Regions from separate parts of the Homo sapiens genome. Here region 2 is linked to region 1. A link is an interaction called in ENCODE POLR2A ChIA-PET data of the cell type or tissue named here. Cell type or tissue: PC-9. All regions are shown on one strand.

Evidence for each region. ChIA-PET counts read pairs that join two places held together with the same protein. Peaks named below come from ENCODE experiments on the same cell type or tissue, not always from the same donor. Only the 100,000 strongest peaks of a DNase experiment are listed, where the experiment ranks them.
Region 2: POLR2A ChIA-PET joins it to region 1 with 5 read pairs; 2 of 35 experiments call an interaction of 5 or more read pairs at or near these places.

Annotation. Positions count from the first base shown.
Region 1 is chr1:224,407,438-224,415,437 of GRCh38, forward strand. It overlaps WDR26 (WD repeat domain 26), which reads right to left. Exons shown (of 14, transcript NM_001379403.1): 7 at 3,990-4,128. Among named protein-coding and RNA genes, the nearest start is that of MIR4742, 13 kb to the left of the region's middle. In PC-9, no CTCF peak of the experiment used is centred here; a DNase peak (open chromatin) is centred at 324; H3K4me3 peaks cover 781 bases; H3K27ac peaks cover 3,036 bases.
Region 2 is chr1:224,865,054-224,873,053 of GRCh38, forward strand. No RefSeq gene overlaps it. Among named protein-coding and RNA genes, the nearest start is that of DNAH14, 61 kb to the right of the region's middle. In PC-9, no CTCF peak of the experiment used is centred here; no DNase peak of the experiment used is centred here.

The DNA.
Region 1 (8,000 bases):
ATGTACTTTTTTCTCTCCATTAAAACACACACACACGTTCAAAAAGGGCATATATATATATATACATATATAAATTTTTTTTTTTTTTTGAGATGGAGTCTTGCTCTGTCGCCTAGGCTGGAGTGCAGTGGCGCAATCTCAATTCATTGCACCCTCCGCCTCCCAGGTTCAAGCAATTCTCCTGCCTCAGCCTCCAAAGTAGCTGGGACTACAGGCACGCACTACCATGCCAGACTAATTTTTTTTATTTTTACTAGAGATGGGGTTTCACCATGTTGGCCAGGTTGGCTTGAACTTCTGACCTCAGGTGACTCACCTGCCTCGGCCTTCCAAAGTGCTGAGATTACAGCGGTAAGCCACCGCACCCGGCCAAAAAGAACACATATTTTCTTATAATTTTTTCAGACAGTATTTGACATAACAAAAATACCATCATACCAAAAGAACCAAACAGTCCCAGAGGACTCACTATAATACAGCTATCTAAAAATTACAGTCTCTAAAAGTCTCTCTGTTTCATATTGGAATGTAAGCATTAACTCTGCATTTCCCAAGCTAATCTGGCAACAAAAGCCCTTTACATGTAACACCTATTAATTCTGCATACCCATTATTCCTGCAAAAACACTCTGGGAAACACTGGCATAAGAGTCTAAACTTCTTAGCAAAGAATACAAAAGCTCCTCCTTGATCTGGCTGCTATTTAATTAACCTCAACTCTAGTCTACCTAAAACTCTTCCCCCAAACCACCTAAATGCCATGTTACGTTTTCTTTTGCCCAAGGGCCTATCCTAACTAGTTTTGCCTAAATAGTTCTTTACCTCTTCTTCACCTAATATTTACTTTTCTTACTTTCCCTAGCTTTGCTGTTCCAGTAGGCTCTCTTTGATGAGCTCCTGTAGCACCCACTATAAATTACGGTGTATTATCATGTGCTTAGTCTGTCTACAGCAAAAGACCTGGCACACAACAGGTGTTTAATAAATACTGGCTAAATGAAGGGGATTCTTATACACTGCTACTAGGAAAAACTAATAAAGCACAGTTTTGGTATTACTACCTTCTTTTTCATATATCATGCAAATAAATGACTGGTGAATGAAAACAGAACTCAGAATAGTATGCAAAGGCTATGATTTGATCCCAAACTCTTTTTCTAGTCTAATCTCCCACTCTGCCATTACTCATCCCATTCTTTTTTTTTTTTTTTTTTTGGAGTTGGACAGGAGGGCAAGAGGTTTTTCTGTCTTCCTAGAATGCCACTTTCCTGTTGTCCACCTGTGTGATGCGCAGTAAGACTCTCAAGAGGTATTTCGACTTGTAAAGCTTCCCTGCGCTTTCATAATACTTTATGTATTATCTATTATGTATCATGCTTATTTCATTGAATTTTGTTTTCATTTAAACGGTACATTTTTTTCACAGGAATTTTAAACCTGAGATCTACAAGAATGGGTCCAGGGATAGAATCAGGGGTCTATGAATTTAAATGAGAAAAAGACACAACTCTATTATTATTAAACACAGCCTGAAATTTGGTGTTTCCTTCACTCTCAAATGCAGGCAATTAACAAGGTAGTATTAGGCAGTACTGGGTATATTAGTAATTACACAGGGTAGTATATTAGGTAGTGGTGGGTAGTATACTAGCTAGTATACTAAATTAGGTAGTATTAGGTGACTCCATTAACAAGAGAAATCTTACATCTTTTCATATCATATTATAGTTGTTGCAGATACTTTGAAATATTTATGCTCATCACTACTTCAAAATTCTGGTACTTATATCTGCTGCTAGAATTTATTATTTAATGCATTAATAAAGCATTAAATAAAAATAAAAAATGTTTTTGTACTATGTTAACTACATATCAATATAGTTGGCTTTCCTTAGTAATGAATACATAACATATATTTGGCCTTGCTATGTGCTTTGATTTATGCATTTAAACATATTCTGAGAAAGAGTCCATAGGTTTGCCAAACTGCCAAAGAGGTACGTGGTACCAAAAAAAGGTAAAGAACCACTGCTTTATGGTAAAGAATGTATCTTATTTACCTTTCATTGTTTGTAGCATACATAGGTATGCAAGAATTGGTGTATGCTCTCAAATTCACTTCTCTTCTAAAAAGAACTGTTAGGCTGGGAATGGCGACTCACGCCAGTAATCCCAGCACTTTGGGAGGTCGAGGTGGGCGATCAGCTGAGGTCAGGAATATGATACCAGCCTGGCCAACATGGTGAAACCCCGTCTCTACTTCAAAAATGAAAAAATTAGCTGGGCGTCGTGGTGCCTGCCTGTAGTCCCAGCTAGTTGGGAGGCTGAGGCATAAGAATCTCTTGAACCTGGGAGGTAGAGGTTGCAGTGAGCCAAGATTGCCCCACTGCACTACACCCTGGGGGACATAGTGAGATACTGTCTCAGAGAAAAAAAAAGAAAAGAAAAAAAAATTATTTCCATCTGTGGCTCCCTTTTTCTATTTTTCTCAACACGGGAGCCCAAAACTTTATCCTGAGCTAATAGCATATTTTAATTCTAAACTTCAAAGTAAGTTATTTGGCCGGACGTAGTGGCTCACGCCTGTAATCCCAGCACTTTGGGAGGCCGAGGAGGGCAGATCACCTGAGGTCAGGAGTTTGAGACCAGTCTGGCCAACATGGTGAAACCCCATCTCTACTAAAAATACAAAAATTAGCCAGGCGTGGTGGCAAGCGCTTGTAATCCCAGCTACTCGGGAGGCTGAGGCAGGAGAATCCCTTGAACCCAGGAGGTGGAGGTTGCAGTGAGCCAAGATCGCACCATTGCACTCCAGCCTGGGGGACAAGAGCGAGACTTTGTCTCAAAAAAAAAAAAAAAAAAAGAGGAAAAGAAAAGAAAAGAAAAGAAGTTTATTTTAGGTGAATGACTCCTAAACCAAATATAGTTCCTTAACCTATCCGGAGTCATGTGCTCCTTTGATCACTTGATAAATGTTCAATTAGTTGAAATAAATGAAAATACTTATTACCCACAACAAATCCATAGGTCATCTGGTTATAAACGAACACTTATCTGATTTTAGAGGGAACTTACAATTTTAAATCCAGAATAAAATACTTTTCATATATATCAATGGGAAAACAAAGGGGGAAAGGATTACACAACAAGGTCCACAAATTATACAAGATAATGATGGGCTTCAGAAGGCAAAAGAGTAATGAGTCTTTTCTAACTTGTGGTTGGGACAGAATGGACATTGTATTAATCTTTCTTTCTTTTTTTTTTTTTTTTTTTTGAGACAGGGTCTCACTCTGTTGCCCAGCCTTGAGTGTGCAGTATCAAGGTCACAGCTCACTGTAGCCTCCACCTCCCGGGCTCAAGTGATCCTCCCACTTCATCCTCTTGAATAGCTGGGACGACTGGTGTGTACCATCATGCCTGGCTAATTTTTTGTAGTGACAGACTCTCCTCTATGTTGTCCAGGCTGCTCTTGAACTCCTGAGCTCAAGTGATCCTCCTGCCTCGGCTTCCCAAAGTGCTGGGATTACAGGCATGAGCCACCGTGCCTGGCCTAATCTTTCAACCAAGTATTAACAAAGATATAAATTGGCAGATATGTTAATAGCAGTGGGTTTGGAGTCAAGGTATTCCGGGATTTGAGTCAAACTTTGTCACGTACTAGCTGTGAGAGTCAAAGCATTTAACTTCTACCTCAGTTTCCTCATCTGACTGCAGGAGATGTTAGCACCTCACAGAGTTTTTCAGAATATTAAATTAGATAATGCATACACAGATTTAACATTATTGTTAGCACATAAACACTCAACAATGTTGATAATATTAACTTACATATATTATCTATACAACACATGAAGATGTAAAAATGATAAAAAATGCTCTTAGAAAAGAATACTATTGATACATATATACTTAAAAATATGTAATCAATGAATTAGATTCAAAATTATCCCCTTTTGTAATATAAACACTCATATTGGGGTACATACCGGATCAACTTGCCATATGATAACTGTTGTATCTTTTGATCCTGTTGCTAGTTTAGTGCCATCATTAGAGAATTTACAGAACCACACTTCATTACAATGCTCCGTAAGTATCTGCTGCGTATAACATGGGAACTGCCTCCTAAAACAAAGAGGTCCACAAATTATTCTTTCAAAACAGATTAGAGTAATAATAATAAAAAAGGTTAAATAACTGACAAAACTTCTTTGAAGATCACATCACTAACTTTAAAAATAAGAAGTGAATGCATTTGTAAATCTTTTTTTTTTTTTTGAGACAGGGTCTCTCTGTTGCCCAGGCTCTGTACTGTTGTACAGTAGCACAATCATAGATCACTGTAGCCCTGACCGCCTGGGGTCAAGAGACTCTCCCACCTCAGCTTCCTGAGTAGCTGGGACCACAGACCTGTGACACCAGGCCCAGCTACATTTTTTTTTACTTGCTACTGGGGAGGCTGAGGGGGAAGTATTGCTTGAGCCTGGGAGTTAAGAGGCTGCAGTGAGTTATGACTGCACCACTGCACTCCAGCCTGGGTGATGGAGTGAGATCATTTCAAAAAACAAACAAACCAAAACCAAAATCAGAATAGGCTCCAGATAATGAGTTTAGGTCCTTCTCACTCACAAGCTTTAATGTCTTTGGCAAGTTATTTAACAACTCTTAGCCTGAGTTCCCACATCTACAAAAGGAGATTAGTATCTACCTAACAGGGTTCTTAGAATTCTTGTAAGAATTAGAAATACATTTAAAATTTCTGGAATGTAAGAGATACTCAAATGTGATTAATAATATTTGGGGGGATGCACAGGAGAAGTGCAATATATGGCAAGGAGTGCAGTAGTTAAGAGCAAAGCCTTAAGAATGGGAGCAGTAGTCTGACAGACTTAGATTTAAATCTTGGCTCAGTCACTTAGCTATGATTCTGAGATATTAAATTAACCTCTCTAAATCTCAATTTTTCCAACTATCAAACAAAGATTAAGGTATCTGCCTTACAGAATTCCTTACCCAAGGATGAAATAAGAGGAAGAGAAAATGACTATAAACCATTTAGACTGAATCTGACACTTAGCTAGTACCTCATAAATGGCAGCTAATATTATATATCAAGGGCAAAGCATTTTGTGATTTATGATCCGGTTTACCAACTTAAATGACTATTTTCATTAAGCACTCATTTAAAAAAAAATCATTCTTTTCCAACCTCTATATCAACTGTCCAACAGAACTTTCTGTGACAGTGGAAATGCTATATACCTGTGTTATCTAATATGGTAGCCCTCACTACAAGTGGCTATTGAACACTTGAAATGTGGCCAGTAAGCTGGAGGAACTTGATTTATTTAATTTGAATTATTTTACATTTGAATTTAAATGGACACATGTAGTTAGTGGCTACTGTTTAGACAGAACAGCTCTACCTTATAAATTCTCTGTATTATAAAAAACGTTATTTGAGTAGGCTGGGCATGGTGGCTCACACGTGTAATCCCAGCACTTTGGGAGGCCAAGGCAGACGGATCACCTGAGGTCAGGAGTTCAAGACTGGCCTGGCCAACATGGTGAAACCTCATCTCTACTAAAAATACAAAAATTAGTCGGGTGTGGTGACACATGCCTGTACTCTCAGCTACTCAAGAAGCTGAGGCAGGAGAATCGCTTGAATGTGGGAGGTGGAGGTTGCAGTGAGCCAAGATCATGCCACTCCACTCCAGCCTGGGTGACAGAGTGAGATAGTCTCAAACAACAACAACAACAAAAACCCCCCCCCCCAAAAAAAACGTTATTTAAACAATAATGGATACACCTTTAAGTGTATCTTGAAACACGGTCTTCCTTGCTTCTTTTCCCAATCAATAATTTAGAATTACATTTTGTCAATTCACCAGTCTGAAACAAAATATACATTTAAAAATAAATTAACATTCTTTATTTGGTACACATGGCAATCTACCTTAGCAGATGGGTATTTGCAGGCTGTTTTAAACTTTCAGATTTTTAAATTAAATTGCTTTAATATTACTACTATACATGTGTGATTTTAGATAAAATAATCAATACTAGCTGACATTTATTAAGCAATTACTAGGTGCCAAATGCTGCTTTAGACACTTCACATATAATATTGCTCATGGAAGTACTATTATCCCCATTTTCATGAGGCTCAAAGAGGACAAATAATTTACCAGATGTTATAAAACTGATAAGTAATTGTACTAAGATTTGGACCTATGGTTGACTCCAAGACCAGTTTTCTTTCCAAATACCATTTTAAAATCATATTTTTCAAGGCACTGCTGGACAAAATTCCAATCAAATAAGCAATTTCAGTATCAGAAATAGTTTTTTCCTCCTCTAATGTTTATCTTTATTTGTTTTTTTGAGATGGAGTCTCGCTCTGTTGTTCAGGATGGAGTGCAGTGGTGCGATCTCTGCTCACTGCAACCTCCACCTCCTGGGTTCAAGTGATTCTCCTGCCTCAGCCTCCCCAGCAGCTGGGATTACAGGTGCGCACCACTACACCTGGCTGATTTTTTTGTATTTTTAGTAGAGACAGGGTTTCATCAAGTTGGCCAGGCTGGTCTCGAACTCCTGACCTCACGTGATCCAGCCACTTTGGCCTCTCAAAGTGCTGGGATTACAGGCGTGAGCCACCACGCCCGGCCTGTTTTTTTTTTTGAGACTGAGTTTCGCTTGTTGCCCAGGCTGGAATGCAGTGGCACGATCTCGGCTCACTGCAATCTCTACCTCCCGGGTTCAAGCAATTCTCCTGCTTCAGCCTCCCCAGCAGCTGGGATTACAGGCACCCACCACCACACCCGGCTAATTTTTGTATTTTTAGTAGAGGCAGGGTCTTGCCATGTTGCCCAGGCTGGTCTCAAACTCCTGGGCTCAAGTGATCTCCCCACCTCGGCCTCCCAAAGTGCTGGGATTACAGGTGTGAGCCACCATGCCCTGCCTAGAAATTGTATACAATCTAATAAACCTTTTCAATGTACATCAGGATTTTTTATTCAGAATAATTCATTTTAATCAGAATAATTTTAATCAGAATAATTCATTTATTCATAATTCTTTATTCTCCAGAAAAAAGCGGGTATTTAATTTCAAAGCTAAGATTTAATTTCCGAAAATAGTTTTCTAGTTCCAATGCTAAAATCTAGTTTCTAAAAGAGTAAAGAAAGTAATAAAAATTAGCAACTTTTCTTTTGAAGACTTTTAGATAAATAATAGGAATTAAATTTAGGTTCAGACCCAGCATGGTTGCTCATACCTGTAACCCTAGCACTTTGGAAGGACAAGGTGGGAGGATCACCTGAGGCCAGGAGTTTGAGATTGGCCTGGGCAACACAGTGAGCAACCCCATCTCCAAAAAAAAGAAACCACAAAACAACAACGAAAACACAAAAACAAAGCAAAAAAGTTTTTTTTGAAATTAGCTGTGTGGTGGTCCACACCTGAAGCCCCAGCTGCTCAGGCTGAGACGGGAGTTCAAGGCTGCTGTGAACTATAATTGCACCACTGCACTCCAACTTGGGCTACAGGGCAAGATCATGTGTTGAATAAAAACTTTTTTTAATTAAAAAATAACTAAGTAAATTCAGGTTCTATTTTTGCAGTTTAGCAATAAAGGGCATAACTCACTCTCAAGACTGTGTATATAACGTAATGTCTGACATTATTCTCTTAGTGACTTTAAAATCTCTACAGTAAAAAGCTAAGGCTGACTCCAAGTTTTCTGGTTTGGGAAAACTGGGTAGATGGTTGCTTTTCACTGAGGTAGGGAATTTAAGAAAAAGCAGATTTTGCAAAAATAGGTGAGAGGGAAAGGAAGTTCTGTTTCGGACATGCTGTGTTTAATGTACTTGAGAACCCAAATTGTGGCATTAAGGTCTAAGGCTCAGGAGATAAATTCTGTAGCTCTGGCCTGTATCTAGTTGTCATTAGAACCATGGAAGTATAACTAAGGATGAGGGAAGAAACAATTCTGG
Region 2 (8,000 bases), 460 kb after region 1:
GCCTATTTGTTTTAAGGTAGAATTTATTACAGTAAAAACCATCCTTTTTAGTGTACAGTCTGTGAGTTTTGACAAATGCATACAATCATGTGACTATCACCAAACTCAAGATACAGAACCATTCTATCATACTAAAGAATCCTCAAATTCCCTTTGGAGTCAGCCGCCAGGCCCAGCCCCAGCCCCAGCCCCAGCCCCAGCCCCTAGAACTACTAATTTGTTTTCTCTATATAATTTTGAATTTTCCAGAATGTCCTATAAATGGAATCACACAGTATGTAGCCTTTGAGCCTGGACTCTTTCATTTAGCACAATGCATTTGAAATTCATCCACATTGTTGCATGTATCAAGAATTTGGTCCTTTTTATTTCTGAGTATTATTTTATTGTATAGGTGTACCTTGATTTATCCACTTGTTGAAGGACATTTGAGTTCTTACCAGTTTGAGGCTTTTAAAAATTAAGCCACCATAAATATTTTCATACCAATTTTTTTGTGAACATAAGTTTTTATTTCCCTTTATAAAGATATGAGTGAGATTGCTGGGCCATAAGTATATGTTTAACTTTATAAGAAGTGGCCAAACTGTTTCCAAAGTGGTTGTACATTGTACATTACCACCAATAGTTGCTCTGCATTCTTGCCAACACTTGTTATTATTAGTCTTTTCAATTTTAGCCATTCCAGTAGCTAATTAGTTGTATCTCATTGTGATTTAAGTTAGCATTTCCCTAATGACGAATGTTCAAATTATGTTGAACATCTTTTCATGTGCTTATTTGTCAACCATATATCTTTTTGGTGAAGTATATGTTCATATCTTTGCCCATTGTCTTAGTTCATTTGTGCTATGATAACAAAATGCCAGAAACTGGGTAATTTATAAACAATAGTAATTTATTTCTCACAGTCCTGGAGATGAAAGTCCAAGATCAAGCTGCTAATAGGTTCAGTGTCTGGTGCAACACCCAGTCTATGCTTCCAAGATGATGCCTTGTTGCTGTGTCTTCCAGAAGTGATAAACACTGTGTCCTCACATGATAGCAGGGACAGAAACAGTGAACTCACCTCCTCAGACCCTTTTATAAAGAACTAATCCTATCTATGAGGACAGAGCCTTCATTGTTTAATCATTTCCTAAAGGCTCTACTTCTTAATACTCTTGCATTGGGGATTAAGTTAAAATCAAGGGCACGGTCCCACAGAAACCTAAAGTATTCGTAATTAATTTAGAGAGAGAGAGGCAATTCTCAAAAAGAACTATGGGTCTCCCTTTTGCCACAGGAAACCAACAGAAACCAAATAGACAGCAAAACAGGAAAGTTACCGAGAGAATGTTTTGACAAAAATGCTACCAGCCTGCACTAATACAGACAGTCATAGTTCAAGAAGTAAAAACATCTCTTGGGCACCTAACTTTCTACAGATGAGGAGCAGGCCAAGAAAGGTTCTCAGCTGCCAAGCTGGGCATATTCTGCAGTGGTCTCTTCAGATATAGCCAAAGAGGATGATGGAAAATAAAGGACATCTCAGAGGGCAGAGCCAACAGCTATGGAAAAAATGTTTAGAGAACCACTTCCAGGAGTCAGAATCAGGGCCCAATCTAAGACCATGTTTTTACCCCATTTAAAGATTTTTAGAAAGGTAAAATAATGCCTCTCACACAGGTATAAAATGAACCAATGTTAAAAGATTTTATTTAACCATTATTAATGAGGGAACCCAGCAGATGTTGCAAAGAAAATTCTCAAAGAAGAATCTAAAAATCAGACACCTTTGTATATCAGGAATGTGCAAGTGGAGATGAAATCGGCATCTTTCACAGTTGGAGAGAGAAGTCAGTTAAAATTCTATTGGACAGAATTTTTTGCATGTCTATAGGTAAGAATTATTTTGCATTGCTATCATTTATCTACAATTTACAGAGTTGTAAAACAGCTTAAAGACAATGAAAGACACAGAGCTCTTACAGCATCAGAGTCAGACAAAGAAGAGTATATGTTCAACAATGGATCATTTTCCAATGAGGTATACATTTTTCCCTATAGCCCCCAAGATTTGTCCAGCAGGATTTCAGAATTGCTATGGACCACTGACTGGGCTATTGTGCCTCCTTTTGCTCCCCTTTTCAACTGGGAGTATTTATTGCAATTATCTGGTTCTACCATTGTATGATGGACACAGGTTGAGTATCCTTTATCTGAAATGCTTAGGACCAGAAGTGTTTTGAATTTTGTATTTTTTCAGATTTTTAATTATTTGCATACACACAATGAGATATCTTGGGGATGGGACCCAAGTCTAAACATGTGTGGAAAAGTTATAGCACAGGTGAAGGGGGTGGAAGAGTCTTCTTCCCTTGGAAATACTGAAAAAACTGTGCATTGTGTGCCTGCATTTTGACTGTGTGACCCATCACATGTGAGAGGTCACATGTGGAATTTTCCACTTGTGGCCTCATGTTGGCACTCAAAAAGTTTCAGATTTTGGAGCATTTCAGATTTTAAGATTGTCAGATTAGGGATGCTCAACCTCTACATAGGTCTTTTATGGCTGGAGGGGAACTATCACTACAATCAGAGCCTGATGAAGGTCATGAGGTCCTGGACTTGAAGCCTGATGTTGAATTGGATGAGGCTCTTGAGGTATCTTGGAAAGAAGATGAGTAAATTTTGTGGAGAGAAATGAATATTTGTGTCCAAGAAGGTAGATTGAGTAGACAATATCATTTAGTAATTATTCATTAGAATGCATTGGGACAGATTCTTTAAAGGCATTTTTGTGGTTTGGCTCTGCTCTCTTGATCTTCTGTTCTCCATCATAAGAATGACATGTCCCAGATAGTGACTAATACTCCAACCTAGGTCTCTGAATGGAAAGACACATGAAAGTTGGCTAAATTCAGTAGATCTCAGTCAAGCCCAGTAGAGTCCAGCTTAGTCTAGTAGAGTTTTAGCTGACCTGTAGTCCTCAAGTAAATGAACAAGAAAGAAATATTTGTTGTTGCAAGCTACTTGGGGTAGTAAAAGCTAATACATTTCTTACTTGCATCCTTTTAAGATAATTTGAAGGCATTTATCACATTTTAAAATGTTGTCAGATATTGAATAATTACTCTATGAGGTACTTACAGAAATTTACATGACCAGCAGTAGTATACAGATTTCCAGACTCATCAACTTTGGTATTTTCATGTATTTTTATTTTTGCTCATGTAGTAGTTGAATGTAACACTTTTATAATCTGAAACAACATTGAAATGTTTGCTTTAAAAATAAAGTGATGAGGTTCTGGCTGGGCGCGGTGGCTCATGCCTGTAATCCCAGCACTTTGGGAGGCTGAGGTGGGCGGATCACAAGGTCAGGAGTTGGAGACCAGCCTGGCCAACATGGTGAAACCCTGTCTCTCCTAAAAAAAATACAAAAATTAGCCAGGCGTGGTGGCGGGGGCCGGTAGTCCCAGCTACTCGCAAGACTGAGGCAGGAGAATTGCTTCAATCCAGCAGGCAGAGGCTGCAGTGAGCCAAGATCGCGCCACTACACTACAGCCTGGGTAACAGTGAGACTCTGTCTCATAAATAAAAATAAATAAATAAATAAATAAATAAAGTGACGAGGTTCAAATGAAGGGAAGCCCACTCTGATGCCAGATCTAAAGGATGAAGATGGGGCTGACCCTGCCCTGGGAAATAGGAGACAGAAGGGGAAAATCTGGGGTCCTGCAGATAAGGAGCATGTGGAGGCAGTAGGGATAGAGAAATCTCAGAAGCAAAGGTGGAAGCTGGTGACAACAGGGTCCAGGATGTGTATCATGAAAAGAACCAGCTTATCTAGCGCTCTCAACCCTGGGATGCCAGTGATGGATTATGGGCCTGCCCCTCAGATGTAAAAGATGCACTGGCTTAGGTACACATTGTTTTAATCTAAACTTGTTTCTCACTTTTTCATACCACAAGATTATTGTGGGATGAATGGTAGTGTCAAGAGAACCAGACTGGAAGTTAGAAGACCTGGGTGTAGGTCCCTCCTGATAAGCTGTGTCTCTCAGCAAGTCAGTGATCTCTACGAAAACGAGGGATTTGAACCATTTGACTTCTAAGTTTCTTCCAAGCCAAAAACAATGATTTTACTATTTAGTGAATCAATTTTTCTAGTCCACAATTTTGCTGTGCTAGAACAGTAACCTGCAAATCTTCAGGGTCTAAAACACCCCAATCTTATTTCCTTTCACTTGTTTACCTTGCTGGATTACCCTGAATAAAAGGACAAGAAGGCATATCTTTTTAAAAGTCAGAGGTATGTTTATCCAAGTAAAAGAATATGTTCACAAAAAGACTAATACAAAAATGTTTGCAGCTGCTTTATTTATAATAATACGAAATGGACCAGGTGTCCATCAACAGGAGAATGAATAAACAGTGCACTGTAATCTTACAATGGAATACTACTTAGCAATAACAAGGAATGAACTATTGATACATACAACATAGATGAATTTTAAAACATTGTGCTAAGTGAAAGAAGCCTTACAAAAAACAGTACATTATATGATCCTATTGCGATTATAGAGCAGTCCAAACAAATCTATGGTGGATGGTAACACTTTTATAATCTGAAACAAACAACATTGAAATATTTGCTTTAAAAATAAAGTGATGAGGTTCAAATGAAGGGAAGCCCACTCCGATGCCAGGTTGGTGATTGCATCTGAGAGGTGGGGGCAGGGATTGACTGTGAAGGGGCATGAGGGAATTTTCTGGGGTTTATGGTAATGTTCTGTATCTCAACAGAGGTTTGGGTTACAAAGGTTAATGCATTGTTCCAAATGCAGTGAATGTACTCCTTCAATGTATATACATTTAATGTCTGTAAAATTTACATAAAATACTGCAAAAAATCAAACTTTATTATGAACCATATTAATTATATGCACATTGAAGTATTTCAGAGGAAGTCTACCGATGTCTTCACTTTACTTTGAAATGCATCAAGCAACAAGATGGATTCATGCCTGAATAAAAGGATGGCTAGACAGACATGTAATAAAGCAGGCATAGTAAATATTAATAATAGTATTTAAGTGATGAGTATACCAACGTTTACTGTAACATTCTTTTAACCTTGTTATTTGCTTGTAATTTTTCATGATAAAATATTGAAAGAAATCAAGGTAGTTGTTGTGTTTGTAATTTTAAGAATTGCATTAGATGATGATAAAAAGACATATATATGAGTATTATGAAATCAGATTAAGAATCACTATTGTCTTATTTCAAAGGTCCATTAAAATCTGTTATTAAAATTAACAGATGCTGATGAGAATCTGGAGAAAAAAGAACTCTTATACACTGTTGGTAGGAATGTAAATTAGTACAGCCACTACAGAAAACAGTATGGAGATTTCTCAAAAACTAAAAATAGAACTACCGTATGATCTAGGAATCCCACTATTGGGTATTTATCGAAAGGAAGAGAAATCAACATTTCAAAGATGTATCTGCACTGCCATATTTATTGCAGCAGTATTCACAATAGTAAAGATATGGAATCAAACTAAGTGTTCGATAGATGAATAGATAAGGAAAATGTGGCATATATACACAGTGTAAACTATTCAGCCACAAAAAAAGAATGAAAAATCATGTTCTTTGCAGCAACATGGATGGAACTGGAGGTTATTATGTTAAGTGAAATAAGCCAGACACAGACAGACAAATATTGTATGTTCTCACTCATAAGTCAGAGCCAAAAAGTTGATTTCATCGAGATGGGGAGTAGAATGATAGATACTGAAGGCTGGGAAAGGTGTCTGGATGGGATGGGGGAATAAAGAGAAGTTGGTTAATGGGTGCAGACAGTGAGATAGAAGGAATAAGTTCTAATGTTTGATAGCAAAAAAGAGTGACTATAGTTAGCAACAAAGTATTGTATAGTTGAAAATAGCTAGAAGAGAACACTTGAAATGTTCCCAACACATAGAAATGATAAATACTAGAGGTGATGGATACCCCAAATACCCTCACTTGATTATTACTCATTCTTGCATATAACAAAATATTACATGTACCTTATAAATATGTACAAAATTATGTATTGGTTAAAAAAACACCCTTGTAGAGGCAGAATTATGTATCTCTACATCTCCCAACAGTGAGCACTTTATTCCTGATTTGCCAAGGAGCTAGTCTGATGGACAGAAAGAAGTGTGGTAGACCTTCTCTAAGATGGTCCTCATCTCCTGGTATTCATGCACTGTGTCAGCAGTCCCCTTCTCTGCAGTGCGTCTGGACTTACCAATTCAGTTATCATGAATAAAACATAGCAAAAGTAATTGGATGTCATCACCAAGCTTAGATTATAAAAAGATCATAGTTCTCATCTTCGGCATTCTCTGGCTTTCTCTCTCTCTCTCTCTCGGATCAGCAGTTTCCATGTAGTGGGGACACTCAGGTAGCTACCTGGGCATGCTACTTGAACTCTCTGAGCCTCAGAGAGGCTCATACCCATGCCTACCTCATAAAGTACTAAATGAGATAAAGCATATAAAGCACTTAGGAAGTGCCCGGCATAGAATATGTGTTCAAGCAATTCATTTATTCATTCAGTGTAGACTTCTTGGGCATTTAGTAGTCAATAGTACATGTCTGATGCCATTCTAGGCCATGGGGATCCTGTGGTGAGTGAAAAAAGTCCTTGCTCGGATCGAGCTTACAGTCTGGCGAGGGGAAAACAGATGTACAGTGCAGGTGGCAATAAGGTCTGTGAAGAAAAAGTCCAGCAGGGGAAGGGGATCGCATGTGTGAGTTTATAGAAGATGGTCACATTTGGGTGTGAACCTCTGCCTGCTTTGGGGAAAGGTGCTCTAGGCAGAGGCAACCACAGCCGCTAAGGTCCTGGGTTGGGGTCTTGTTTAGTATGTTTAGAATAGGAAGGAGTTGGGGCCGAAGCAGAGAGAGATGAGGGCAGAGAAAAAAGTCATGGGGGCCAGATTCTGCAGGGCCTTGAAGGCCATTGTTGAGAGTTTGCATTTGACTCTGAGTGAGGGGAAGCTATTGGAAGGTTTAAGGTAGACCAGTGATATCATCAGACTTATGTTTTAAAAGCATTACTTTGTCAGAGCAGATGGATGGAATACAGGTTGATTGCTGTTTTTATTATTATTACTAGTATTCTTTTGTACATCTTTCTTCTCTGGGAGAACCAAGTGTTTTTCTTTCCCTCAGAACAGGTATAAAAATGTGAATAAATCCCCCCGAGGTGCTGTCATATGGTAGAGAGCAGTATTTTGGGGCTGTCTTATTTTCTTATAAAGCTAACTTCTCTTCAGAGCCTATTATAATTTTTTAGTCTCAGTTGAGGGACTTGAGAACAATATATTTAGATTATTTTCTCAAAGAGCTATTGGTACAGATTTTAAACAACAATCAGTGTGTTCAGTAAAATCACTCATGGCCTTATTAGTCATGCAGCACTTGTGGATTGGTCCAGAAAACAGAATTTAGAGGATGGGTGCATATGTATATGTGCATGCTTGTTTATGTGCATAAGTGTGCATGTGTGTGCAGATGCACAGGTACGTGTATGTGTATTACAGTCCTGGTGTAGGTATGTGAGTGAATGTGTTTCTATGTGCACGTGTATGGCACATGCACGTGTGGCATATGCATGTGTGCGCATACATACATGTGTGCGTATGGATGACAGAGTGTATTCTCTATGTGTGCACATATGTGTGCTTTATGTGCATTGTATGGCTTGGGTGTTGCATATTTATAAGCATGTGCAGTGTTCATGGGCCTCTGTTTGATGCAAAACTAAGAAGTGGCTCGTCACCATCTCTGTCCTTGATATATTTTCAATCCAGTTGGGGAGATTCAATATAGAAGCAGCTGTGAAATAGCACTGCCATCAATAGGTCATCTTTTATTGGACGTTTTCTACAAAGTGTGTCATTATTCATGAGAGTATGCTGCAATAAAATATGGTCTTTGTTTTCTTTA